Regions from separate parts of the Homo sapiens genome. Here region 2 is linked to region 1. A link is a loop called in an ENCODE intact Hi-C map of the cell type or tissue named here. Cell type or tissue: natural killer cell. All regions are shown on one strand. Links, peaks and the distances in the headings refer to the core of each region. The heading gives the core; the rest is flanking DNA.

Region 1 (7,672 bases), core at 1,486-6,485:
CAGAAAAACTTCTGTGACCCTCTAGAGTTGGAAAAAAAACAAAGGGTAATAGACAGCAATGACAACAAAAACCCCAAACACGTATTTTTGCCTACACTTTCTAGGTCAATGGAAAAAAGAGTAAAAAAAATTTAGCTACATTCTATTTGATTAAATGTTTTGAAGAGAAAGGAAGTGGAAGAAAAAAAATAGTATGGGGACCTGGACAGAAAGATAAGACAATAGACACACAAAACAGAGAGATAAATAGAAAGGATGTAGAGGTTTATCTGATTCTGCAGGATATGTTAATTAGTTTTTATGTCACTCTCTGCTAGTTCTTTAACTGGGTCACAGAATATTTATCACCTTAAAACACTATTCTTTGAAACTGCTAATCAATCAATTAACCACTGTTCACAGCTCTTTAGCTGCTACTTACCTGCTAGAAAGGAATTTTTCCAGAAAAGTTTCTATCCATTTTTGTTTATGACTGCATTTTTGTGCCCAGTACTTCTGGTTTATGTTAGCTACACATTTAAAATAAATGTTGTGAATTGATAAATGAATAAATGTATCTTTCAACCTGCAGGGAAGGAAGTTACTCTCTAATCTCTATGACTAGCCTGCAATAGTATGGCCAGATGAATAAAGTAAAGGTAATATCTTACCCACAGGCTAAAGATATTTTCATTGCTATAATTCCCCAAACTTTATTGTGCACCCATTAAATGAACCTGAATTTCAAAACCCATCTTTGCCTCAGGGTAAAAGCTAGTATCACAATAGTACTTACACAAAGTACAAGAATTCCAGCAGTTTTAAAAAACACTAGTCTAAAAAATAGAGAGTCAAACTGTCTTGCTTCTAATGCCAGCTCTGTCACATGCTAAATGATCTGGGGCAAGGTGCTAGGTATCTCTGTAATTCTCATCAGTAATGTGAGAAAATAATATTAGTAATGACTTCATAGGATTACTAAAAGATTAAATGTTAAGTACATACTAGGTATTCTGAACATATTATCTATAAATATTGTTATTTCACTTTAAACCCTGCAGAAATTATAGAGGTTGTTTCACATATTTACAAAAACAAGATTCTCACAAGCACTTCACAGACTACACCCTCCCTCCCTTTCCTCTGTGAATACCTATGTTAAACCACACTTTAGGTTTTCATCAAGAGCACCAGAATGCTCTTGATGATGCCTACCAGAGGTACTCCATTGTCTGCTAATGCCTAGACCAAGGATGCTAATGTCCAATGTTTGCTTATTTCAATATTAAGGGTGTTAATGACCTTCATTTATGAATCCCAAAACACTTTTTTTTTCTGAGACGGAGTCTCGCTCTGTCGCCCATGCTGGAGTGCAGTGGCGCGATCTCGGCTCACTGCAAGCTCTGCCTCCAGGGTTCACGCCATTCTCTTGCATCAGCCTCCGAGTAGCTGGGAATACAGGCACCCGCCATCACACCCGGCTAAGTTTTTGTATTTTCAGTAGAGACGGGGTTTCACCGTGTTAGCCAGGATGGTCTCGATCTCCTGACCTAGTGATCCGCCCGCCTCGGCCTCCCAAAGTGCTGGTATTACAGGCGTGATCCACCGCGCCCTGCCCCAAAACACTTTTTAATCTTTGGACAAAGGTCTAGCGCAGTTGTCTTTCAGACTAGAAGTCACGAATGTTGAGGCTATTCATATCTTACACTATCATTTTCTCCCAGGGAAGTCCAACTATAAGACATTTGATGTTCTTATTCACTTTTCTTAGTCCTTTATCCTAAAGTTTCAAACATTAACTCGTGAATCATGACTAGGAAGTATTTGAGAAAGAGATAATATTCTATGAGTATATTCTCTGCATTGGTTGGATTTCATCCATCGACCACGAAGCAAACATGCTTCAATTCTCTCTCTTCTTAGGAATTGTTTCCCTATACTCCCACATCCCAGAGTTATGCTCAGTAACTCATGCAGATAATAACTTTGAAATCTCCCCCACTACCTGTTCTTCAGTATTAGAGACTGAATGTTTGTGTCCCCCCACCAAAATTTATATGTTGAGACCCTAACCCTCAGTGTGGATGTATTTAGAAATGAGGCCTCTAAGATAATCATTAAGGTTAAGTGAGGTCATAATGGTGGGGCCCTGATCAAATAGGATTAGTTTCTTTATAAAAGTAAACAACAGAGTTTTCTCTCTCTTTACCTGCATACCCACCAAGAAAAGGCTATGTGAGAACATAGTGGGAATGCAGATGTCTGCAAGCCAGGAAGAGAGAGCTCTCCCCAGAGGCCAACCCTGTTGGACTTTGATTTGGAACTTTTAACCTCCAGAACTACGAGAAGATGAGTTTCTATTGTTGAAGCCATTCAGTCTATGGTAATTTGCTATGATAGCCCCAACTGACGAATACATCCATTCAGATATGGTAAAATTTGTCACAATTTTGGGGTAGACACAGCTCAATCTCAGTAATGGATGAGTCATGTGCCAATGACTCAATAAAATAGGAGCAGCTGAGATTAGGAGCAGAACATTGAGTTGGGAAAGGAGAGAGAAGCTTGGAAGAACTTAGAAATGCTTATTAGGGGCTCTTAGGGACGTGAGAAAAAAAAATGATGATTTGTAATGGCTGAAACTACTTACTACCATATCCTGAAGGTAAACACAATGTTCATAATATATAAACTGCCCATGTTTTAGAGAAAAAAAGTGGTTAGTAACCAAGTGCTGAGGTGGAGTTGAAGTCTGCAAAATACCACATGCTCTGAGCAGCAACTTGACTCAGAAGTTCCACCTAGAAACCGAAACCAAGTATGTTGCTTTCTCAAAGATAGACAAATATAAATGACCTCAAAAAGGATGACTTTATGCCAGTGAAACAGACTGTCCACTTTTATCAACTGTTTCCAACTATCCTATTAAGATCATATATGGGTAGTCAAGTGTTCTACAAAAAGAAATTAAGTTTGACAAACTTTCCATACTACTATATTTCCAAATTAAAGATTCATTTCCTGATAAATTAACTAGGACACAAATGCAAGTTTGAGAAAATTACTTTGGAGCAGATATGGATGTGAATTTATTCTCTTGAGTAATATTTATCAACTCATCTTTAAAATTGGTCATGATCCTGCATGTCAATAGTGTAAACTTTATAGTTCACACTATAGTTTACAGCAATTAAAAGGCATTAATATTTACTCTTCATGATATTCCTAGGGGAATTCTACAATAATCCCATTGAGGCTATTTTCTATACCTAAAGGTTATTTATCTATTTGATTTACAAATGGATACTCTTATATAGCTTCAGGCTTTATAACATTTACATCATTGGATAAAAACCCAAAGAAAAACGCAGCATCAATGACAGCAGCACATGGTACAATTTTAGATTTTGAAATGATCTATCAGTTAAGAGGCGTTGATTTATAAGCAACAGAAAACTCAAGCACAAAGTGGCTTAAAAATTAAGGGCATTAATTGGCCTAGGTAAATAAAAGTAAAGAGGCCAACCTTTGCACTTAATTTACTTGAAGGACCACAGAATATCATCAAGAGATAGCTTTTCTATAGCACTCTGCTTTACCTTCAGTAATATTACCATTATTCCCAAACTGCCATTTCTTTCAGTTACAAGTTGAAAAGTTATACATTTCTTCTTCTTTTTTTTTTTTACATCAATTAGGTAAGAAAGGCTCACTTCCAGAAACTTCCTGATAAGCCAGAAGATCCCTATTTTCCATCACATCATAACAAATATTTTATTTAGTCTTGTTGGGCCAAACTGAGTGAAGAATGACAAATTTTTCCCATTTTTTAGATTACTGCCATATGGAAAACATTTTGTAAAATATTTTGTTTCCGTTTCAATATATTCATTTAAAAATGTCGTAGTGCTAGAAATTAATGATGTTTAAGTATGAATTATGCATTATTGATTATGCAGAACATTTTTTTCTATCCCCTCCTTTAAAATGTTGCCACATTCATTAGCTGTCCAAGTTTTAAAAAATCACATGGTATCCATTTATTATTCTTCAATACATTTTTATATCTGCAATGGATTAATCAGGTACTGGTGAATATAATAACTTGAGAAGAATTTAAACATTGAAATGTTTCAGGGAGCACAGTGATTTAAAACCAACCAGGAGAAAAATTCCCTCAAAATATTGTTTTATATAATTTTCTGTCTATTACCAGAGAGCAAAATAAAAACAGTAAACAGCTTGTAAAGAAAAATAGAAAATATTTCTCTTTTGCTGCTCCTTTGAAACCACCATTATTATTAGTGTTCAGGTAAAGAAAGTAACACTTTAATTTTGGGAATGGTGGAATCCTTCATAAGTAAAATAATAAACTTTATCTCAGTTGTATGACATCTTATTTAGAAAAGAAGATTTCTTCAGTTCAAAGTATTATAAAAAGGTTCATTTTTGCATGAAAAGTGAAATTTAAAGTTAAAAAATTAGCAATTTGAACTAACAAATCACCAATTAGCTCATTTTAGTATCTTTAACAAATCCATAATGATGGAAAAATAGAAAAGATGTTATTTTTCCAAAAATTGTTCAGATTAGCTATGAATTACTATGCAAACCATAAAGCACTCTGAGCCTTAGAGTCTTCACCTATAAAATGAGGGAACATGATTAAATGCCCTTTAACCTCCCTTCCAATCTACCAATTTAGGTAGTAGCATTACCATTTTAAATAATCCTTTAAAGAGTGAGGGTTTCACCTCAAAGTATTTTCTAAATATATGAAATTCCCCTTTTAAGTTGCAAACCTTTGCTATCAACATTTACAAGAAATGCATTATTACTTTCCTGTCACACTAAAAGAGTGTGAGGTATCACCCACAACACCGTCCCCTGACTTCACAGCTCTGCCTGTAAAACATAGCACCAAATAGAACAGATCAGCACACATAGGCTTCTGTACCTTGGCTCAATTATCTGTAATTTTGAGACAAGCTTTGCTTCTCAAAATGAGGAAGATAGAAACGTTCCTGTCTATCTTTCACTGTTTTGAAGACCAAAAGAGATTACCATATCGATGCAAATGATTATCTTTGTGATGAACAATTTTGACTTTTCCTGATGAAAAGATCTAGAGACTATATAACATATATCTTCTTTAAGGGCACTTATACATTTATGATTTAAATCTTTCAGTTTACTGATTATTCTGTAGTCATTTTGTTTCTTTTCTAACTTGCTGCTTTGTCCTCTAATTGCATCAGCCTGGGATACAGTTTGTTTCTCCCCAAGAGTCTAGAAACCTGACCTTTCAAAAAGTGAAAGTGAAAACCTATAGATCTCTCTGTTACTTTAGCAAATTTGGTATTGCCATTAATTTTAAAACAATGGCTTCCTAGAGCAGGAAAACTTTTTTGTTGTTGTTTTTTCTTGAGATTCCTCCACTCCACTCCAGCCCTAGAAATTCTGATTGAGTATATCTGGGCAGGATAAAGGAAATTTCTGTTTCTCAAAACTCCCTAGTTAATTCTGAAATTGGTCAGTTTGGGAACCACTACTTTGTTCTCTGTTTTAGGCCTACTATAACATTTTCCTCCGACATTAATCACAACACATTCAGAGTAGATTTTCAGAAATCTGTAGAGAACTACTGTAACAATCTTTTTCAGGAAAATTTTAAAATGGTATATTAACTGCAGAGCTAAGACAGTTCAGGTAGACACTGAAAAGTGGGTGGCTGTTCCTCATGGGAAAATTGTTTTCCACTTTACTTGTAATCATTCACTGGTAAACACAAAGACTATCTTATAACAATTGTCATTACTAACTATAACATGAAAGTTCTCCAAATAACAAAAAGATGGCTGAGTAGTTAATTGGTATTATTGGGAAAATGTGTCTCGTAGACTAAATAAAAGCATAAAATAAACTGCTTTCTATAGAATTTCAAACTTTTCTCATGCCTCTGGAGTTTACCATAAACAGGACAGAAAAGTTAACCAAAAATACTATTATTGAAAAATAAGCTCAGTTAGCTGCAAGAATATAAGTTAAAAAAATACGTATAATTTTCTCTTTGAGGAGTTTTAAGACATGCATAGATTTCAAATTCCATTTATTATACCCAGAATAACTAATTATGAAAATGATATTTAAAATATTTGGTATCAAGTATGGACACCACCCCTTCCAAACTTAATATAAAACCCACATTTTTTTTCTTAGGTGTCCTAGATGTCTGTAGCCACTGAAGAATGTTTTTATACCTCTTTGTTGTCTGCTTGGGCTGCAAGCATAAGCCTCATGGTTGATATTGTCCTGCATCTACGCAGCTGTCTTATATAATGAGGAGTCTAATGTGGACAAATACATCTGCCACATAACCCTCTAGGAGACATAGCTTTGGTTCTCATTGAAATATTATACATCAAAGCATTCGTTGGTTAATCCATAATTCAAACCAGCCAGGAGTGCTACTCCAGATATTTCTGCAGGAATCTACATGAATACATGTGGTTGAAGAATCTGTGATTTTCCTTCAGAGGCACAACACTTCAACAAACATTCATATGTGTCCAATCCTAACTACCTGCTATGACATGAACTTGGATAGAGGGTTAAACACATTTTGTCAGTATAGTGTCCCATGATTGCTCTCATGTCACTTAAAAAGTTCAAACTCCCTATGAGAAAGACAAGTGGTACAAAAACCACTTGGATTAGCTGTTCTGGTGATTTGCACTTAGTTCTCCAACTTTAATTTTAGGAGAAATAATACAAAACAAATTGCACAGATCGTTAGCATTTTCCTAGCCATCTTTTAATAATTTTAGCTAACTTGCAATTTATATTAAAGCTTCCAAAGCATTTTGATTGGATGGAATTATCTTGTTTTTGCCACCATAGAATAAAGAATAGCAAGTTGAGTAACCTTACAATCAAAATGCAACTCATATCGAAATATCCAAAATGTAGTTAACATTCTGGCTGGTGGTGGGAATATCCCCAAAGCAATCCTGTATATATTTTATTTTTTTAATTGACAAACACAATTGCATTGCATATTTCTCATGTACAACATTTAATCACATTCTGAGCTATGCCAATGTCCTTGTGTCTTACAGATCCTTATCACCATGTCTATGAAAAAAATAAAGACCATTAGCACCCTCAGCATTTTCGTCCTTAAAAATTAAGCAACTTCTGAAGACTTCTAATATTCCAGCTCTGTATCAGTTGAGCTGATGATGATGTTCTGAGATTATCAGAAGGAGACTATTTCTTTAATTATATTTGCTATTCCCATGGCCAACCCTGGCCTGAGATATGTGAATGAGGTCTTCTCAACCCCTCTCCCAGATCCAAAAGTTGGCAAGAAGCATGTGTAAAAGTCAAAAGGCCATATATTTCATTGAGCAGAGGGCAATTACAAGGACCCAAATGAGTCCTCAGGGTCACAGCCATTGCTGGGGGAATAAAGATTCCGAAGGTGCCACTGGGGCTTGGTGCTGAGATCCCTGAAGCTGCCATCCCAGCCCTCAGTGAACCCTACACCAGGAGCCCAAGCCACCTGCAATTGGTTGCCACCCTTCTTTGAACCAATAATGTCTCCAGAAGATGAGTTTATGCTGAAATATTTTAGCCTGAGCTATAAGCCCTGTTTTTAGAGTCAGGAATTAGGTTTACCAGAAAGGATCCC
Region 2 (7,672 bases), core at 1,614-6,613, 420 kb before region 1:
GAGAAAAGTTGAAAAGAATAATATCCAAGATTTGGCCTGGGATGTTTTCTTATTTATTCATAGCTAGTGTACATTTAACAGCAGCTTAGTGAGACGAAGTTAGTGGAACATGATCAGAATCAAACTAATGCATTATCCTTGTTCATATTTTAAGATTGCTTTATTTGTATGTATAAACAATATGATTGGATCAATTTCAGATACTATATTAAATTTTGAGATCCAATTAAAAGAGCCCTATTTTGAAAAAGAGTAATCATTTCCTTTGTATATAGAAGAATGACTGCAACTCCACAAGCTGTAGGAAATGACATTTTATGTGGTACTCAAGGAAAGAGCCCATCTTTTCTCATCGCTTATTTTGAGCAGAAATTTCAGTAGTAAGTAAAATTAAATAATTATATTATTTAGTTGTTTATAGAATAAGGATATGTTTTTAGAAGTATTAAACTCATATGGAATAAGCCTGGTGGAATTTATATTTTTTCAAGTTTAAATGACATTGCTTTTCTTATTTTAATATATCTAAAATTGGCCTACATCTTACTATGTGATTACATGTTATAGTTACTCTTGGTCTGGTCATGGACATGATGTACTTATTCCTTGTATGTGCACAAACTTGGTTATTGATCCTGGTTATCTGAGCAGAAAAATAGAATTCTTCCATATTTCAGTAAAACACACACACACACGCCCACACACACAACTCAGAAACCTATAGGAGCTTTGTTTGTTGTCTGATTACCTTCTGTTGACATCTCTTAGTGAGAAGAAAGAAACAGCACCAATATACCAAAAAAAAAAAAAAAAAGACAGCAATGTAAACACAAACACAATAGTAAGCATTGTTTTAAGAATGCTGCATTACCAACTATCTTTATGTCCTAGAGAACAATAATGTGCAGCAATTATAGAAATTTCTTACTTCAAGTCAAACTATGTTTCAGAAAACTTGAATTAGGAAGAAAGTTTAGGAATCATTTGACTACTTAATTTTTCTTACATTTCCTTTTTATATATGTTCAAGAGTGGTATACAACAAATATATTTGCCAAAATATGTACAAAAACAGACACTTCTCAAAGAAAAACATACAAGCAGCCAACAAATATATTTAAAAAAATGCTCAAGACCACTAATTATGAGAGAAATGCAACTCAATGAGATACCATCTCACAACAGTCAGAATGACTTTTTTTAAAAAGTCAAAGAATAACGTGTTGCTGGGGATGTGGAAAAAAGGAAACACTTATAGGCTGTTGGTGGGAATATAAATTAGCTCAGCCACTGTGGAGAGTAGTTTGGAGATTTCTCAAAGAAGTAAGATTTGAACTAGCATTTAATCCAGCAATCACATTACTGGGTATATAACTAAAGAAAAATTGTTCTACCAGAAGAAACATGCACCCATATGTTCATTACAGCACTATTCACAATAGCAAAGACAGGGAATCAACCCAGTTTGCCCATCAGTGGTGGATTGGATAAAGAAAATGTGATATGTATACACTGCAGAATACTATGCAGCCATGACAAAGAACAAAATCATGTCCTTTGCAGCAACATGGATGCAGCTGGAAACCATTATCCTGATCAAACTAAAGCACAAACAGAAAACCAAATTTTTTGTGTAAGTACTTAGTGGGAGCTAGGCTGAGCATGGTGGCTCACACCTGTAATCCTAGCACTTTGGGAGGCCTAAGTAGGCGGATCTCTTGAGCTCAGGAGTTCAAGACCAGCCTGGGCAACATGGTGAAACCCTGTCTCTAAAAATATATATAAAAAATTAGCAAGGCGTGGTGGCACCTGCCTGTAGTCCCAGCTACTCAGGAGGCTGAGGTGGGAGGATCGCTTCAGCCTGGGAAGTCAAGGCTGCAGTGAGCTACGATTGCATCACTGTACTCCAGTATGGGCAACAGAGCAAGACCCTGTCTCAAAAAAAAAGTAGGAGCTAAACATTGAATGCTCGTGGATATAAAGTTGGGAGCAGTAGACACTGGACAGGCAAGGGAGAAGGGGGACCACACATTGAAAAACTACCTATTAGTTATGGTGCTTACTCCCTGGGTGACAGGTTTAATTATACTCCAAAACTTAGCATCACACAATATTACCTTTGTAACTAACCTGCAAGCACGTATACCCTGGTATCTAAAATAAACCTTGAAAATAAAAGAAGGATGCAAAAATAAAAGGCTTTTTAATAATAATAAAGTAACATTTTCAATTGATTAGAAAGTGCTTAGTAAAATTGGTAGTGGTAACTTAAAATTGATAGTATTTTAATTGAGAAGCTATACAAAATTTCTACTTCTTCCCATCAGATATGATGTGAAGATATCTCTTGGGAATACATCAGCACTTTTCTATTCAGTAATACCTTGTTGACATCTAGAAAATCTTTCTTGAATTCTTATTCACACTGTATTACTAAACAAGCTTTTACATTTCCATCTTCTTAGATGCTGGACTCCTGGACTGACTCCTTCATATTCCTTCTTTCTATTGTAGTTTCCTCTCTGTGTTTTTATGGCAGGAGCTTTGAAAAATAAATGCGAAGGTGTTGTAGAAACATGACTGGGCAAATACATCAGAAAAGTGGAATTGCAATGGAAAGAAGACTTGTACACATTTAGGTTATAAATTATAAATATAAGCTCTTAAAAAAATAAATTCCTTAGAAAATATACCTTGTCTACTTTTTAAAGTGAAAGCAGAGAGCTGCTAAAAATTTATATGAAAAGCATGCAGCAACATCGGCAATGATTTCTACATATCATAATATCCTCCAACATACATTTTATTAGAGGTTTATATTTTAAATTTTATCTAATCTCCCTTGAGTCTATATAAAAGCCCATACCATCTAACATTAAGAATGCACTAAGATTTATTGTATCTTATCAAAATTTCCATTTCAATATGCCTCATGCTAATATAATTATAAAGTTGGAAAGAATGCATGTTCAATGTACCCAAAACCATTTTACAACGTCAATTGCAATAGAACCATGTGCAGAATATTTCATGCTTCTATTTTCTTAAGAATAACACCTTTAGTAACTTTCATATGTCATTTAGTTAACAAGACAAACAAAGTTGAGGATTTCAAGCCCAATAACAGAAGTGAATGATTTTGATTGACTGGTACATTATAACTCTTATTACATACTGTAGGCCTAGGATATTATAATAATTAGCTTGTCAAGTCAATTGTTATTCTTCATTAACAGTGAATATAAGGGAGCAATTAATCTTACAACTTTAGCTTCATTAGGACATTCTGTTTTCGTAGTTGGTTACAGTTCAGTGTCTCAATCTAAAGAATGTATCATTTTCTAATAGAAGGTTTCACCTTCATTATTTTGATTATGAATTCAAACTGCAAATGTAAGCTTATGTAATAACTTGGTGAAAGTTCTGAGTTATTTATAATTTGCCTTTTGAAATTCATTATAGATATGACATCTTTTTTTCCTCTTTTTCTTCACCTTAGCATTATGAGACTGTGGACTCACAATGTCACACTCCTTGAAAGTGATTCTACCCTATGTGAATCATGTTTCTGAAAATGCTGACTCCCACATAAATAGACAAGGCTCAAGGACTTTTCTACAAGCCCAAGAAACATTAAAAATAAGTGAAATCAGAGTTGAGTTTTTCTTACATAGTAAAGGTTAGATGAGTGACAATAAAAAATTGCTTATTGGTAATCAGTTTCCAGCTTACATTGTGGATTGACTATCTGCTTATGGTGTCTGAAAACTTGGAGGTGAAACATGTGGCACAGATCCCAGAAATGATATTGGTTCTGCTCTCTGCCTTCTAATGAAATAAAGAGAAAAACTAATATTTAAAAATCAGTTCCTGCCTTAATTCACTGACAAATAATCCCCTCAGTTGGAAAATTAAAGAAAGAAAAAAGTCTATGTGTCCAGTAGATATTAGAAGAAAACATTGAACCATAGATGAATGAGCCCTGAAACATGGGCCATTTTGTCAATTCCTCCACCCTTACTCAACCTTGACTTACAAAATTCCATAGAGAAAATGTTATGCTCTCCTTTGAGAATATATAAAAACTTCCATCATCAACAAAGTGTTCCTCATAATACCCTGAAGATATTACTGCTGCTGTTTTTGTGAGCCAACATGGTGAAACAGGAAAGAGCATTTACGTAGATTAAACAGATCTATGTTTGAGTCATGTTCCCCACTTCTCCCTGAGTTGGTTGACCATGGACGAAACACAGATACTATCAGCTTCATTTACCAAGTGCTTTATCTCACTTGAACAGCCATAACCAAATACTAGAGAATGTGTGACTTAAATAAGAGAAATTTATTTTCTCACACTTAGGGAGGTGAGAAGTTCAAAATCAAAGTATCAGAAAGTTTGGTTTCTTCTGAAGCCTCGCTCCTTGGCTTGCTGATAGCTGCCTGTTTGCTGTGTCTTCTCTTGGTTTTTTTTCTATTAGTATATATACTGGAGGCTCTATGGGTTCAAATGTCCTCTTTTTATACAGCCAGTCACATTGAGACAAGAGTAGTACTGGGTGGTTGGTTGCAGGCGGGTAGAAAAACCTAAACAGCTAAAACAAAAACTAAGCAAAGAAACTACAAGATGAGAAAATCCAAAATAAGACAGATAAGATGGCCCAACCCCTGGTCACAGTGACATGTCTCTGTCTCTTCCAGGCAAACTCAAGTAAGAGAGAAAGGGATCAGTAACTTGGGGTTTCTAAAATCTCCTCCTTTTCTGGAATACCTAGTGATTATTCCACTCCATAATTAAAGAAATATCCAAAAAATAGGAATACTGAATGGTCACAGGAGAAGTGGGAAAATATCAAACAGCCATTTCACATAGCAAGAAAGGAGCTGTTAAAATTAGCTATAAAAACAAGGATAAGCCTGGGCTGATAAGACCCTAACCAACAGGATCTGGGCTAAGCTGGTTTAAAACCATCTAGGTCCAACATAGTGTTGGATTGGACTCATTCCCTGCCCCAGACCTAATTATATGCTCATTTTCATACTAAATCACACACCAACCAGTGCCATGACAGATCTGAGCATGTCCATATTTAATATAAAAATGGGTGGCACCTCAATTTTAAGAAAGCTCTACCTTTTATCCTAGAAAACCTCATGATTATTCTACCTCCTAATTAAAAGAGCCCATAAAACTAGAAAACCAAACTCTATTTGCAGCTCACTCTCCTGAGTATGCCCACGCTCCTGCTCTTGAGTGTGTACTTTGGCTTTGCAATAAAAGTTTCTTGCCATTTGCTTTATTCTGACTTGTCCCTCAGTTCTTTCTTGCAATGGTGTTAAGAACTTGGAACAGCAGCTGGTGCTGGGGTCTCATCAGTATCTAGAGCCCCACCTAAGCCCTCAGGCCATAATATTAAATTAGTGCCCACTCTACTTGCTTCATTTTAATTTAATCACCCCTTTAAGGGCCCTATCTCCAAATACAGTATATTTATCAGATCTAGGAATCATTTGGAGGAGTCATTAGGGTTTTCTAAAATTATATCATCACAAGCCCTCCTTCTTTCTGTAACCTCAAGGTGGTATATAAGCTTCTGTTACTCATTAGAAAGTTGGATCTTCCTTCTGAAGGCTCACGTGTATACATATTACATAAATTTGTATGCCTTTTCTTCTGTCAATCAACCTGCCTTATGTCAGTAAATTTTCAGTAAACTCTTAGGGTGCCAATAGCCTATGGCCTCCACAGGACTCAACAGAAAAAAAACTGGGAGCATTTAGGCCATCAGAAGATGAAAATAATTCTAAATATTTTATTGTTTGGCAAGAGGAAGACATACTAGTCCTTCAAAGAAGTTCATTAAGGGATAAAGAGCAAAAGCACCAGAGGGGAGGAGATAACAGTTGACTGAACATCACGGGAACACCAAAAACAGAATGTTAGACATGTAGCTTGCCAGAAATGCAACTGTCCCTTGATATCCTCAGGGAAATGGTTCCTGGACCTCTTGTGGACCAAAATCCGCTGATACTGAAGTTCCTGATATAAAATAGAGTAGTATTTGTATACAACCTATACACATCCTCTTATATACTTTAAATAATCACTAAATTACTTATGCATCTAGGATAAGTAAAATATCTAGAATACCTAATGCAATGTAAATACCTCATAAATAGTTGTTATACTATATATTTTAAAAAGTTGTTTATTGAATATTTTTGATCCAGGGTTGGTTAAATCTGCAGATACAGAACATGTAGATATAAGGGACCAAATGTATTTATCCACAGGAATTGGACCAATCTGGGATTCAGAAACAACTCCAGGAACTTCAAAAGCCTAGTTCAGAAGAAATTGCCAAGATAAGATCACGACCATAAGGAATGAATAGTTGAAATGGGTTAAATAAATTCATCAGTGAGTAAATAAATCAGCCACTCACCTCTGTGCTAACCTTGTAGATGCATTGATTTATTAACTGTCAGTATAATTTTAAGTGTGGAGTTTAATTTTTACTTTTAGAGATTTAAGCTTTGTGAAGACAGGGCCCATGACTACCGTGCTCACTATTTATATTTATAGAACGAAACAAAATGCCTGACACATGATGGGCAGTAAATAACTGTTCATTGATTAGTTGACAGGCTATTCATTCAATCTGTGGTTGAATGATAATGCTAGGAATTAAACCAAAACTGTAAATGAAGTCAAGACATTAGACCAAGAAAATAAGATAAATAAAAATAACATAATTATAAGTGTATGAGAAATAAAAATGAAAACAACTACATGATTAAGAAGACATTTATGGAGCCAACAAACATGGGAAAAAAAAAGCTCATCATCACTGGTCATTAGAGAAATGAAAATCAAAACCACAATGAGATACCATCTCACGCCAGTTAGAATGGTGATCGTTAAAAAGTCAGGAAACAACAGATGCTGGAGAGGATGTGGAGAAATAGGAACACTTTTTTTTTTTTTTTTTTTTGAGACGGAGTATTGCTCTGTTGCCCAGTCTGGAGTGCAGTGGCGCAATCTCCGCTCACTGAAAGCTCCGCCTCCCGGGTTCAGGCCATTCTCCTGCCTCAACCTCTCCTGAGTAGCTGGGGCTACAGGCACCTGCCACAACACATGGCTAATTTTTTTTTTTTTTTTGGTTTTTTTTTTAGTAGAGACGGGGTTTCACAGGAACACTTTTGCTCTGCTGGTGGGAGTATAAATTAGTTCAACCACTGTGGAAGACAATGTAGTGATTCCTTAAGGATCTAGAACCAGAAATACCATTTGACCCAGCAATCCCATTACTGGGTATATACTCAAAGGATTATAAATCATTCTACTATAAAGACACATGCACATGTATGTTTATTGTAGCACAATTTACAATAGCAAAGTCTTGGAACCAACCTGAATGCCCATCAATGATAGACTGGATAAAGAAAATGTGGCACATATACACCATGGAATACTATGCAGCCATAAAAAAGAATGAGTTCATGTTCTTTGCAAGGACACAGATGAAGCCAGAAGCCATCATTCTCAGCAAACTAACACAGGAACAGAAAACCAAACACTGCGTGTTCTCACTCATAAGTGGGAGTTGAACAATGAGAACACACGGACACAGGGAGGGGAACATTACACAATTGGGGCCTGTTGGGGTGC

Evidence for each region. Hi-C counts contacts between places; a loop is a spot of excess contacts. Peaks named below come from ENCODE experiments on the same cell type or tissue, not always from the same donor. Only the 100,000 strongest peaks of a DNase experiment are listed, where the experiment ranks them.
Region 2: it touches region 1 in a loop (15-fold over the local background); 1 of 110 quality-filtered maps calls a loop at or near these places.

The regions. Positions count from the first base shown.
Region 1 is chr9:29,317,527-29,325,198 of GRCh38, reverse strand. It overlaps the pseudogene PDK1P1. Among named protein-coding and RNA genes, the nearest start is that of LINGO2, 110 kb to the right of the region's middle. RefSeq lists an enhancer at 2,754-2,843. In natural killer cell, for the core only: no CTCF peak of the experiment used is centred there; no DNase peak of the experiment used is centred there; H3K27ac peaks cover 4,084 bases.
Region 2 is chr9:29,737,278-29,744,949 of GRCh38, reverse strand. No RefSeq gene overlaps it. Among named protein-coding and RNA genes, the nearest start is that of LINGO2, 530 kb to the right of the region's middle. In natural killer cell, for the core only: no CTCF peak of the experiment used is centred there; no DNase peak of the experiment used is centred there; H3K27ac peaks cover 378 bases.